Linked DNA regions of Mus musculus: all the other regions are linked to region 3. The links are chromatin loops, found by intact Hi-C in ENCODE. Cell type or tissue: heart. All regions are shown on one strand. Region 1 has its middle 5.7 kb from the start of Gm32990. Region 2 has its middle 30 kb from the start of Gm32990. Region 3 overlaps 4930526H09Rik (RIKEN cDNA 4930526H09 gene).

Region 1 (4,000 bases), 330 kb before region 3:
GACAAGAAAATCCCAGGAACCTCCAGGGCTGGCAAGCCTGGTGCACGCGGAGGCATACAGCCTGGAGACATGGCTGGAATGTACCTGTGTAAACAGACACACCTTCACATAATACACACAAATAAAATGTTTAACATAGAAAGCTAAATTATCTCAAGTTAGCCCCTTAATGATGGATGGAGACTGGGCCATTCTATTGCATTCTGTGCAAAGGAACCAGAGGGAATTGACGATCAATGCTTCTAAGCAGGAACTCTAAGCACTTCCGTTTACCATTGCTCCGCGGTTCCTGGTTGGATATTGGCTTTGAATGTCTAGTTGCTGATATGAGATAAGAATCGGCCTAGGACTGAGGTCCTGCTTGCTGTTGTAGCTAATCATAACTTCTTTTGCATAATGCACCGTATTTCCTTATTTCGCTCCTCGGGTTTCTTAAGAACTATATAGCCAGAGATGGACAAGATGAACTTCATAACTGGACGATGATTCTAGCGGCTACCCCATGCATCCTTTTCTTACTTTTGAAACTGACCTATGTGCATAAAGGAAACAAAGCTGGTTTTAGTTTAGTTTAGGTTTTTCTTTGTTTCCTAAGCTTTCATTTCCATCGTGGCCCATCGGAGGTATCAAACCCTAGGTCTTCACAAGGGAGCCTGGGTTCCTCTTCGTTTATCTGAAACATCAGAAATAAAACCTGACTTGTAAGGATGTTAATCTCCCACCGGGGGCATGTTCTTCATTTAAATTGACAATTTCATTCATTTATATAATGAATTTCCCTAACTTCATATTGCTTCTTCTCCTTGCCCTTTTCCAATCCCTGTCCATCGTGTAGTGGAACCTTCTCTCCTCCTCCCCCTCTCTCTTCATCGCCCCTCTCCTATCCCCCCCCCCCCATCTAGTGCCCTCCTACTTTCATCTCTTCGTTCTGTGTGCCCTCCACTGAGTCTAATCAGTTTCTACCCTGAGCATGGCTGGTTGTTTACCAGAGCAAGGGCTGACTCACCACTGGAGAAAATGACACCTTCTCCCCAGAAACCTTTAATTACCATTGTCCCTCAGGGAAAGGTGGGGTCTATGAGGGCCCTGTCCAGTAAGTTTCTTTGTCAGTGTGATCTGGGAATTGAATCAAACTCTCTTGCCTCCTTACGAGCAAGATAAAAAGAAAGAGCTGTGAGCTGGCATTTGTTTTTGTTTTTTGTTGTCCCCCCACCCCCACCCCCACAGATCTTATAAGCTGGGTACAGTCTGGTTGTTTCTGAGACTCTCTAGTTTGACCAGTGTGTTCCTCCAGCCTCAATGCTCAGTTTAAACCCTAACTATTTTCTTCATTTCCCAATACATTGAAATACTTCTACTAAAGATGAGAGGCTAAGACCGGAGGACCATGAACTTGAGAACAGCCTGGCCTATGACGTAGTGAATTCAAGGTCAGCTATGTTACCCAGTAAATGAATGTAAGCTGGTAGGATGCAAAGCCAGATTCTTTCAAACTTGTCCTTGCTACCCTGGAAAGAAATTACCCAATGCTTTGAGTTGGAGGAGCATGCCAGCATGGTATTCTAGAGGGGGCTACAGTGGATTTGAATACCCCTTTAAAAGACAGAAAGCATGGCTAAATATATATCATGACGTCAAGAAAGGTTCCTGTCTACAACTTAGTGTTTCAGCAAGGTTTCCTGTAATGACCTATGTCAGGTCACGTGGCAGAAAAAGACACACTGGGCAAGTGACAGTGAAATATAGAGAAAAAAAAAAGCTCAAAATCACACCACGTACAAAGAAGAAGAAGAAACTCAATTCTGCTAGAGCTTTACTGAAGAGATGTGTGGGGTCTTGACCCAAGAGAAGTAGATTAAGCTTCCCCAGGCCTCTATTTGGAGATGAAGTCTTCACATAGCACAACTGCATGATAAACGTGGGTTTGTTTACAGTCCCTCTATGGTTGACACTATTCATCATTTGAACAGTGTGTGTCTAAGGATTTCCACAGTCCCTTTGAAGCTTTCTTAGCTATGATTTCATGTGTGGTGAGTCAGAGGGAACAAGCAGGATCAGGAAGTGCTGAACAATAGGACTGGGAATAACCGTTCTCACCGGTTGAAGGCAGCCGATAAGGTCACAGGGTGGGGACTCCCTCATCTTCCTACCCTCCCGAGGCAGAGAGTGGTTCTGTACTAGCCCTTCCCTTATATACAAGGGCAGCAAAGTTGGAAAGTCTGAGACACAGGGACAACCTTTGTCCTTCATTGGAGCTTCTAAATATGCACCTGTCTAAATGTGTGCAAGACATCACACACACACACACACACACACACACACACACACACACACACACACACACACACACACCACAGTCCCACAGTCCCTCTTGTTAAGTGATATTTAGACATTTTTAACCAAGTCAGCTACTAAGTTTCTTTTGTGATTTAGCATTTCCATTGGAGACACTTTGGAGATTTTCTTAGAGTCTGTAATTGATGGAAGAAACAAAAGAAAAATCATGATATCACCATCAAATACTACCCCTTTTAAACAATCCTTTGGCATTTTCTAGAATATGATATCAGATGGATTGTTCAGATAGACATTTTGTCTATGTCTTTTCTTCTGGGCTTTGTCACAGCTTGTGAATTGACAAGAAACATTTGGGTGATCAGAGAAGGCTACATATGGGTTTCTTTCAATGTCTCTGGTGGTGAACTTAGCTGGAAATAGTGTTTTGACAAACTTGGCCCTTTGGTCAGCTATAGATTGAAATAATCATATACCTGATACCAGTCTAAGGATTCCATGTTGGTGAGAATCCAACAGTGAAGGATGCACCCCAACTTAGAGCCCCCTCAAATAAGGTTGAATGTGATTTGAAAAAGTATATAAAACCAAATGCAGTATGAAATCAGCTTGATACGGTGTTTTCTGCAATAAAAATAGCAGAAAGTCAACTTTAAGAGATTCTTGCCTGACCTCAAGGACAGAAAGACAGCCAGAGATGAGAGTCTGTGACAGGAAGGGTATGAGAGTAAGCCTAGGCCCAATGTGGGAGTCAGCTCCTGGGCAGGGCCAACAGCAGATAATCAAACCACATCCTATGCTAGGGCTCGTGGGTACCACCCAGCTACGTCTGTGTGCTATTAATAACAGGCTCAGCTGCAGCCTGCCATCCATCTCGAAGGACAAGATCAGGATGGCGCAGGAAATGACTGTGGACCTGTTTACTTTCTCGTGACCTTTCCTCCTCAGTCAGCCAGCAGGTGCTGTCAGGAGAGCCGGGCCCAGAGGGGAAGAGCTCTGAACAACAGCACTTAGAGATGATTTTCTCAGTTGATAACGGTAGATCGCAACTCTACGGATGGCTGCAGAACAAGCACTTTCAAGCTTGGGAAACGATGCGAGTCACCTGTAGATCAGAACCTTTGTCCTATCTCTGTACTCGAGGACTTGTAAGCCTAAACGCGTGCCTAATCGTCCAGATTCCCGGGCTCCACTTGCGCCCACGTGACTGAGTAGAAAAAAAAATTGAGTCCGATATTTCTGTCAACAAACTTTGTAAACTCACATTTATAGAATGATTTTAGAAGGTGCTTTCTGTCTGTAGAGATGAGCAGAATAGCTAGCAAGGAGCATCTTTGGAGATTACAAGTTAAGACCATTAGGGCGGAATGGGGAATGGTTGAGTTCTGTTTACAAACTCAGTTTTGCAACTTGGCTGTTTCAGTAAATTAGATTCAAAACAGTTCCCTTCTGGTGAGTCCTAAAACTTCCTAAGTCATTTCTGTCAGCCATATATATCAATTTTTCAGGAAATAACCCAAAATCTTGAGAGAAACAAAGCTTGTTAAAAAAAAAAAAAACCAAACGTTTGATTAAAAAAAAAAAAAAAAAAAAAAAAAAACAAAGTTTGATAAGAGGGTGATGACATCATCAGATCCCACCTGTAGTTTGCAGAATGGTTGGAACTTTACTCAGGGATAGGGTCACAGTTATTCCTTGTTGTTGC
Region 2 (4,000 bases), 360 kb before region 3:
AGAAATGTAGGAGTCAGAGGGGTTGAGACACCAAGAGAACATGATCCACAGACTTCAACTAAGCAGGGCTCATAGGAGCTCACAGAGACTACATGCATCTGTGATAAGTCCTCTGCATATGAATTATGGATGTTAGATGTGTTTGTGGGATCGAGGGTATCTGACATTTTTGTCTCTCTTGGGACCCTTTTAATCCTGCTGAGTTTGTACCTAGTCTTATTCTATCTTGTTATGCTATGGATATTCCTGGGATGCTTGCTCTTTTTTGAAGGGAAACAGGAGAAGTTTATTTGAGGAAGAAGTGGGGTGGAGGGAGGGATGGAGGGATAGAGGGATGGAGAGAGGGGAAACAAAAAATATATAAAATATGTCTTTGATTTGATTTTAAAATAGTAAGCCAATTGTCCTTTGTAAATGTAAAAATATTAAATATATTTATAACATAGTAATAATATAGAGAGACACACAGACAGACAGATAGGTAGATATTGCTATACACAAATACCAAGGCACTCTTTTAGACACATAGAGAAACCTAGTCTGTTTACCACTCATCATATCCAATCATCTCAGTGCATACCCAAACAGTAGTGGGCCTTGCACAAGTAGAAAACTGATAACTGCTTGATCTTTATATTAATGTAGCTCAATTAATTAATTCCTTAATTAAATGACTCATTTGGATTGTTCTGCTAGTTCTTTTTCATTTCTTTGGCCAGTTAGTTGATTTAAAAGCACAAATATAAAACCGATCATGCAACATGTACAAACTGTGGCTTTAAGTGTTATATATATTTAAACTGCCTTAGAAATCCCCTAATGCACTAATAGAAGAGGTTTAAACTTGCAAGTTGCATTAGAAAAAGCAAGACTGTGAAGCAAGTTGGTAATGAGGCCCACGGCAGGACCTTCATGTCCTCACTGGATGAACTAAATGACATATGATTGCTATTGTTTTTCCATGTCTGAACAAACTTTCTGTAAGCAGGTGTGACTGGGTTCCTGTGCACAGAACATTAATTCTTGATCACAAGGCCACATTCTCCATTGTCACAGCTCTCAGAGTATTTCATCACTCTGGCTGGCACATTCTGAATCTCTCACTTTGGGAAGTTTGCTAGCATTGATATCCTTATTCGGATAATAGTCGCCATGTACCTACAGTCTCTTTGGAAGAAAAGTCTATGTGGCCTTTCCAAATTGCCTAGCATTACATTCAATAAAGCAAGTTTTATCCCATAATAATTTTATGTAGGTAAATCAATCATCAAATAAGAAAGAAAATCTACTAATAGAAAAGAAAGGATTGCTCCCCTTTTTAAACACCCTTTTCTTTCCTGGCGTTTCTCTATGCTACAATTCTCCTCCTGCTCACTGGCTTCTGCAGCCCTGATTTTAGAGATACACTGTGTCAAGAGGTCCTAGATGTCAGGCACGCTACAAAGAAACAGATCAAGGGCTGTGCCAAGATATTTGACATTGTTTCCAAAGTATGTGATTATTTCAGCACAGTTAACAAAGTCGGCTTGCACTTCGCATCTACCCCTTCAGTGCTCATGGAAAACTACTTAAAGGCAGTGCCAAATTTATCTATATGCACTTTAGTCCCCATGGAAAAATCAGAGGTCATCATTGCAACTTTGTTCATGATACCGGCAGTCAGGGAGCAGAAGACGGAAGCTGTTATGAAACATCTGTATCCACACGGGTAGACAATTGCCAACCCCTGATCTGGGTTAGACAAAGGCCAGGGTGAGCAGGAAACAGGCTGCAGCAGTGACGCAAGGGAAGCTTGCTGGGGCTGCTCAACTCCCTTACTTAAGAGAGAACTGCAACACTGATGCCCAGGACAACAGAGCCCCTGTGTTTACTCTGACTCATACACAGTCCCCATGTTAATACTTTTCAGATTGTAGCTGTCTTTAATTAATAAGACGATCATTTGCTCTAATAGGATAAAGGTAGTGAAAGGCTGGTTAATACAAAACTCAAGGGAATGTGAACAAGGGAAGACAACAAAACCTTTATTGTTTCCTAGTTACCAGCGCATTTTCCCTTTACGAATTACTTCAGAGAGTATGATTTCAGATATATCATGGTGCCTCCTATCCAGTGCAAACGGGGAAGTACTACAACCAGGCTAATCTCTGGCCTTCCCTTCCCCAAATTCATTCCTTAGAATTACAATCTCAAATGAAAATGTTGGTATTGCCTGCATCACTGGCCTTTGTATCATAAGTATTATCGGGGAACCAAGGGTTGAGAAGGGGAGAAAAGTACAAGGAACAGGACCTGAAGAAATGAAGGCCAGTTAAGAGTGATGTTTTTAAGTCAATGACCATCCTTATAACCACAGAATAGTGCAGCTCTCAGCCGTCAATTCAGCCTTATACCTACAGAATCATGTAGCTGTCAGCCCTCTTTAAAGCAACTTCTTTTTGCAGCAGATGGTGACCATTACAGTGGGACCACCTAAGGTTCAGGGGGCAGCAAGATTGCAAGAGCCTGAGGACCAGGAGACAAGCTTTGAAATGGGGTATATTGGATATGACACAGTGCTTCACCCACAAAATCATAACACGGTGGCTGCCTAAGCATGACCTGCCCAATGGCACAAGTTGACATACCAACACAGACAGTGTAAATATCACAAGGCCTCACCCCTAAATGAGCTACAGACAATTAATTGCTACTAAGAGAGGGATTATCTGTCTTCTCTGGGAAAGAGCTTTGATGGATCATCCAATCCTACTTGGTTGCCCTTAAACAAATAATTCCTAGTGAGCAACACTAAATGGACTCAGCTGGCTGTACATACACACACACACACACACACACACACACACACACACACACACACACAGAGGCATATGTCACAAAAATAAAGAAGAGGCCAAGAGTTTCCATGGTCGTGGGAGGCCTGGGGTGAGCAGAGTCGAGAGCTCTGGGGATGGAAAGGATGTAAATACAGTATTCATGTCTTGATTTTCAATAAACTAAAAAAAAAAAAAAAAAAAAAAAAAAAGAAAAAAGAAAGAAAATTTTCATTAAGACCAATGTGGTACACAGCTACAAGGAATGGCAGTCTTTTCATATTCACATCTGTAAATATGAAGTACTTATCATTCTATTTGAGAATACTGTGACTTCAAATTCCACTGAAGTTAAAAATACTGAAAATAATGATTAATCAAAAGAGTAAATATGTATGTGGGAACAAAGCGCTTATAAAGCAAACCCACTTTGTGTGGGTTCTGTGTCTGTGAATATGCTCAACCCAACCTTCATAGGTATTTGCATGATTTAACCAAATAACACATACCATCATTAAAAATTTTACATTGATATGCATGGGAGGTTTATTTTAGTACACAGTCACATATTGTGACATGCCTTTTACTGGGGTTGTTATTGTATTTTGGTTTTGATAACTAAATCAGTGAACTAGAGAAATGTGGCAATTAGCAACTTCACATTGACCTTTGTTCATCTGGGCATCCGTTAATTTATGCAAGGCTTCAATTCTGCTACAAGGTTGACTATCAGTTCGCTGTGTGAGAAGAAGTGTTGTGAATTCATGTGTGGGGGAGCTTGGCCTTGTTGGAAAACCCTGCTTTGTGTTTTAGGTTGAAGGTCAGGGAGCTTTATCTAATAACCACTTAGATTTTGTTTTTCAGAAAATACATATAGATAAGTGAGTAGAAAAGTATGTGTTGATATTTGGAATAATGAGTTTGTTTACTTATTATAATAAAGCTCAGCTGATCATTGGTATCAATAACCCTGCTACATAAGGCCACTCTAGGAAAACCAATACAATCAGTTGATGGGGCATGGATATACTCCTTTGGTTATAAAAGTTATACTTCTGAGGATATGTTAGAATGCTGTGATTCTTCTAATTACCATGTTACCATCAGTAAATTAATTTGTTTTTAACATTGGACAGTTCACTCTAATTTTACTTTGGAAAACTTGGACTCTTTCTGAGCATGCCACA
Region 3 (4,000 bases):
GGACCCTGGCTGGAAAATAATAAGACCCTGGCATATTCATTAAGTATTTAGGTAGAAGCTCACAAAAGTCTTGAATTCCAAAGGTCCCTAAAATCTTGTAAAACTGCAGAAATGCCCTACCCACCAAGAGCTAGTAACCCTCCACCCTCACAGGAAGGGAATGTAGAACCCTCCCCCTGCACAAAATGTGTGTTTTCCACAGGATCTGTTCCACTTCCCTTTGTGGCTGCTTAGCAGATAACTAAGACTAGCTTCCAGCATAATTAAGCCAAAGATATACTAGAATCTCAAAGAAAGGAAGAACGATACTACACCGCAAAGGAGCTGCAACTCTTGGCCACTGTGCACCAGGAGGATGTAAGAATTGTACGTGAGATTGCATGTTGAGGATGTGTGATGAAGGAAACTAAGTATAACATGGATTTTGATATGAGAATTTATAATACTGAGAACACTTACTCAATATAAAGGATCTAGAATACTGGCAAAGACCACAGGAGATCATGCAACCTCAATTTATCTGCACATGACCATCATCACCCTTGTTCAGAAAGAGATGTGATCCAAAGCCAGACACCATTTACAGACTCATCAGGAGCTACAGGTTTTCTTAGCAGTCTAAAGAAAGAAAAGGAGGAAGATCAGGGATGTCATGTCAAGGAATATAGATAAATGTATGAGTAGGTTCAAATCATAAAAATGAGTCGATCACACGATGATCTCACCACATAGCATCCATTGTAGAAAGGGTATTAAACACAACTATTGCCCACTAGTTATTGTTTTCACAAGGCAATACTAATCATCAGGTACCACAAAGCCATTATTATATAATAAGGCAAGGAAGATTAAGTCTGGTACCAGGTAGCCCACTTTCTGGGTGTTCCTCTGCTCATTTACCATCACAGATAGAAAAAATGAAGCAATTCTGACTTGATAAGTGCATGATAATCAGATCCCAAGATTATTCAAGACTGGGGCTGTGGGTTATACCATAAGGAAGTAGTTGGAGATCGGAGAAGATAGGTAAACATGAGGGAAATCTAGAATTGACAACGAAGGGAGACCGTGAGTATATGTGATAACTTTTGAGAGAGGAATCCACAGCTTCACTGACTCCTGATTTCCAGTCTACCTGAAGAAAAGAAGTTCAGAAGAGTGTTCAAGAGTTACTTCAAATATGAAATGGACAAATCCAAATGGAGCAGGGATCATCTGTGGTAAACCAAGTAATGCTATGTTTGGTCTGCTTCTCAGGGTAAAGGTTCTTCCTGCTCCTTAAGTGCTATCAGAGCTCATCAGCTGCTAGTCCCTTCTCAGAGTGCTTAAACTGTAAAGAGCCCTATGGCCAATGTTATATGCCTGGTATTGATGCCCACAGCCAATGACTGTCTGTCTCAGGCCAGTGAAGGTCAAACCCTCGTGGATAGCTCTGAGGGTCCACTTCAATCCTAGACATCTCTTTAAAACTAGCCAGCAAAGATTCCGTACTTGTGTCTCCATCAACTCCTTCTGCCTGATCATTTTCTTTGTCTTCCCTTCCAGAGGTGTTTACTGTCTCCAAGAAGACCATGCAATAAGCAGTCTATATCCTCAACTTTATTAAAGAAGAAAGTCGCTTTGGAGTCTGGTTGTGTATATTGTGCAGAACAATCATCTCTCCTCATGAAGAGGGATAACCCTGCCGCGTACAACCTGTGAATTTCTGCTCAGCTCAGATTTTACTAGAGGCTTTAACTTGGCCTGGAAAAGAGAGAGGGGAGGTGACCCTGAGGCAAGTTCAGAGTTAGGGTTACCATTTAGTATGCCAAACACACAGATATGCCCCCCCCCTTGCTGCTGACAGTTCTCAGAGGCAGTGTTTGACACCAGGAGGCCCCCAAAAGACAAACTGTAAGATTACAGATGAAGCAGCAGAAGAAAGGGTACAGCCAACAACTTCTTAATAAAGATTGCAAGGAGCCAAGTTTTTATTCCAAATAACCATAACCTTGGCAGACGAAGAGAATTCTGAGGACAGAAGAAAAGCTCCAAGTGTTTATATAATTTCAACAGGGGAAGACCTTACAGAACCTAGGAAGGGTGGGACCACCAGGGCCTGGCTACCACACTGTGATGATTACCCCCTAACATGTTGGAAATTCACCTTTAAACCTTGTTTGAGTCAAAAAGTACAATAGGCAATTCATTCATTTCCTCCCACGGGACCCAGCGCATGTGGCCATCTCCTGAGGAAGGCAATCATCGCCTCAGGGTGGTCTGCCCGAGCATCCGTCCAAGCCTTGATTTAGAGGAAGCTGGATCCTTGTGAGTGTCTCAGAAGTATAAGCACAAGATTGGAAAGCAAGATTGGGAAGTGTCTGTGTGCTGTACTTCTCAGTTTGACACACACGCAGCTTCAAATCCCACAAGATACTTTTCCTAGATTATTTCATGTTCATTAATTATCTTCATCCCAGCTTCTAGGTAGAAGAATTTCTATTAACTTGTTTTTTTTCCTTTGTTTTCTTTTTTTTGAAGCTCTTCTCTTCAAATTGCATTCTTTTTGTATGCTATAATGTGGGGCAATATTCATACTGTAAAAAGGCATAGCCTATACTCACTGTGTATCGTTAGAAGCGAGAGTAGATTTGAAAACAGATTAAAGTGATAGGTCACAAACTGAAAAGGAAGTCCAGGCTGCCTTCTCTGGAGCAGTGGCCTCACTTCTGTATGTCTGCACTCCAAACCTATGCTGTTCTTCAGTGATGTACTCAATATTACCTCAGACTGAACCACCACCCGCCAAGCCCTTAAGGCTGGAGTGTTTCTTTTATAATTCTATTATAACACTTATCATGGGCAGTCTGTGAGTAACTGTGTTCTTGCATCTTGAAGACAAGAATCATGTCTTCTATATCTTGGACTTAAAGTAGAGGAAGAAAGGGGACTATTTTTTAAGTTAAGACAAGCTAGTTTTCAGAATTTATGTTTACTAGTTGTAAGTAACTAGCCTTTTGGTTGTTTTTCTATGTATGCTTTCTAAGTAAGAGTGATGTGAAAGATGAAGGTAGTGATGTTTATGAAGCTTTTCAGACATCCTCATAGAGCATCTTCTAATAGCTTTTTCATTATTAGCCTAAATAACCTTAAAACATCAAAACAACAACAACTAAGTATCCCTTAAAGATTATTCCCACCCACAGTCGAAAAATCAAAGGTATGAGGTTGTTGCTATCGTGGCCATAAATCAAATGGTAATGAACTGCACAACGTGTTAGGGAAATGTAAAGCAGCTAACCAAGGTGATTAGCAGAGAAGTCTTGCAAACTGTGTGGGTGAGATGCTCGCTAATAAGGGATGAGGGATGGCAGGGAAGCAGTATTCGGTACACAGAAGCAGTCCGGTTGTGAAATCTCACAACCACGGACCTAAAAAAAATGCCCACGGTGAGCCAAGAGCAATTCCAAGGAAGCCGAGCTGTAGGTGAAAACATCCAGGTTGGGAAAAGGAAAAGAGGAAAAGAAAGCCCTGAGTGAGGAGGGAGAGGTGGGGAGAGGACTGGGTGATAAGTCAGAGAGAGGTCAAGGGAAGGAGAGATACCCTTCGAAAACAAAGGCCGCTGTTGTGCCCTGGTCTACTAGCTGCTGAGTTCACTTCAACATGTGCTCGGAAAATCTCCCTTCACACTCATCAACCACGCCCAGCCCTTGCCAAGTTCCCGTAAAGGACATGGAGATGTCATGTACAGGTCACTGAAAAGAATATGGAAATATATTAAATGCTCTTGGTTATTTTTCTAAAAATATGAGGCGTGCTAATTGGACTCAGTGGAGTATTAAAAAACAAAAAAAACAAAAAAAACAAAAAAAACACCAGAGTCCATAAAGTTGGAATGGAGAGGCAGGAGGGAGTTGAAGTGGGTAGGGAGGGGATGGGCAATAACATAATACACTGTATATTTTTAAGGTTAATACTTATATGGTCAACTGGTAAAGATGAGGAATAAGTACGTAACAAA

The links. Hi-C counts contacts between places; a loop is a spot of excess contacts. Peaks named below come from ENCODE experiments on the same cell type or tissue, not always from the same donor. Only the 100,000 strongest peaks of a DNase experiment are listed, where the experiment ranks them.
Region 1: it touches region 3 in a loop (3-fold over the local background); 4 of 42 quality-filtered maps call a loop at or near these places.
Region 2: it touches region 3 in a loop (2.8-fold over the local background); 4 of 42 quality-filtered maps call a loop at or near these places.

Annotation. Positions count from the first base shown.
Region 1 is chr13:110,561,006-110,565,005 of GRCm38, forward strand. No RefSeq gene overlaps it. Among named protein-coding and RNA genes, the nearest start is that of Gm32990, 5.7 kb to the right of the region's middle. In heart, no CTCF peak of the experiment used is centred here; DNase peaks (open chromatin) are centred at 2,106 and 3,256; H3K27ac peaks cover 1,352 bases.
Region 2 is chr13:110,536,587-110,540,586 of GRCm38, forward strand. No RefSeq gene overlaps it. Among named protein-coding and RNA genes, the nearest start is that of Gm32990, 30 kb to the right of the region's middle. In heart, no CTCF peak of the experiment used is centred here; a DNase peak (open chromatin) is centred at 1,755; H3K27ac peaks cover 2,375 bases.
Region 3 is chr13:110,891,875-110,895,874 of GRCm38, forward strand. The region is part of intron 2 of 4930526H09Rik (RIKEN cDNA 4930526H09 gene); the gene reads right to left. Among named protein-coding and RNA genes, the nearest start is that of Gm38397, 9.6 kb to the right of the region's middle. In heart, no CTCF peak of the experiment used is centred here; a DNase peak (open chromatin) is centred at 2,207; H3K27ac peaks cover 441 bases.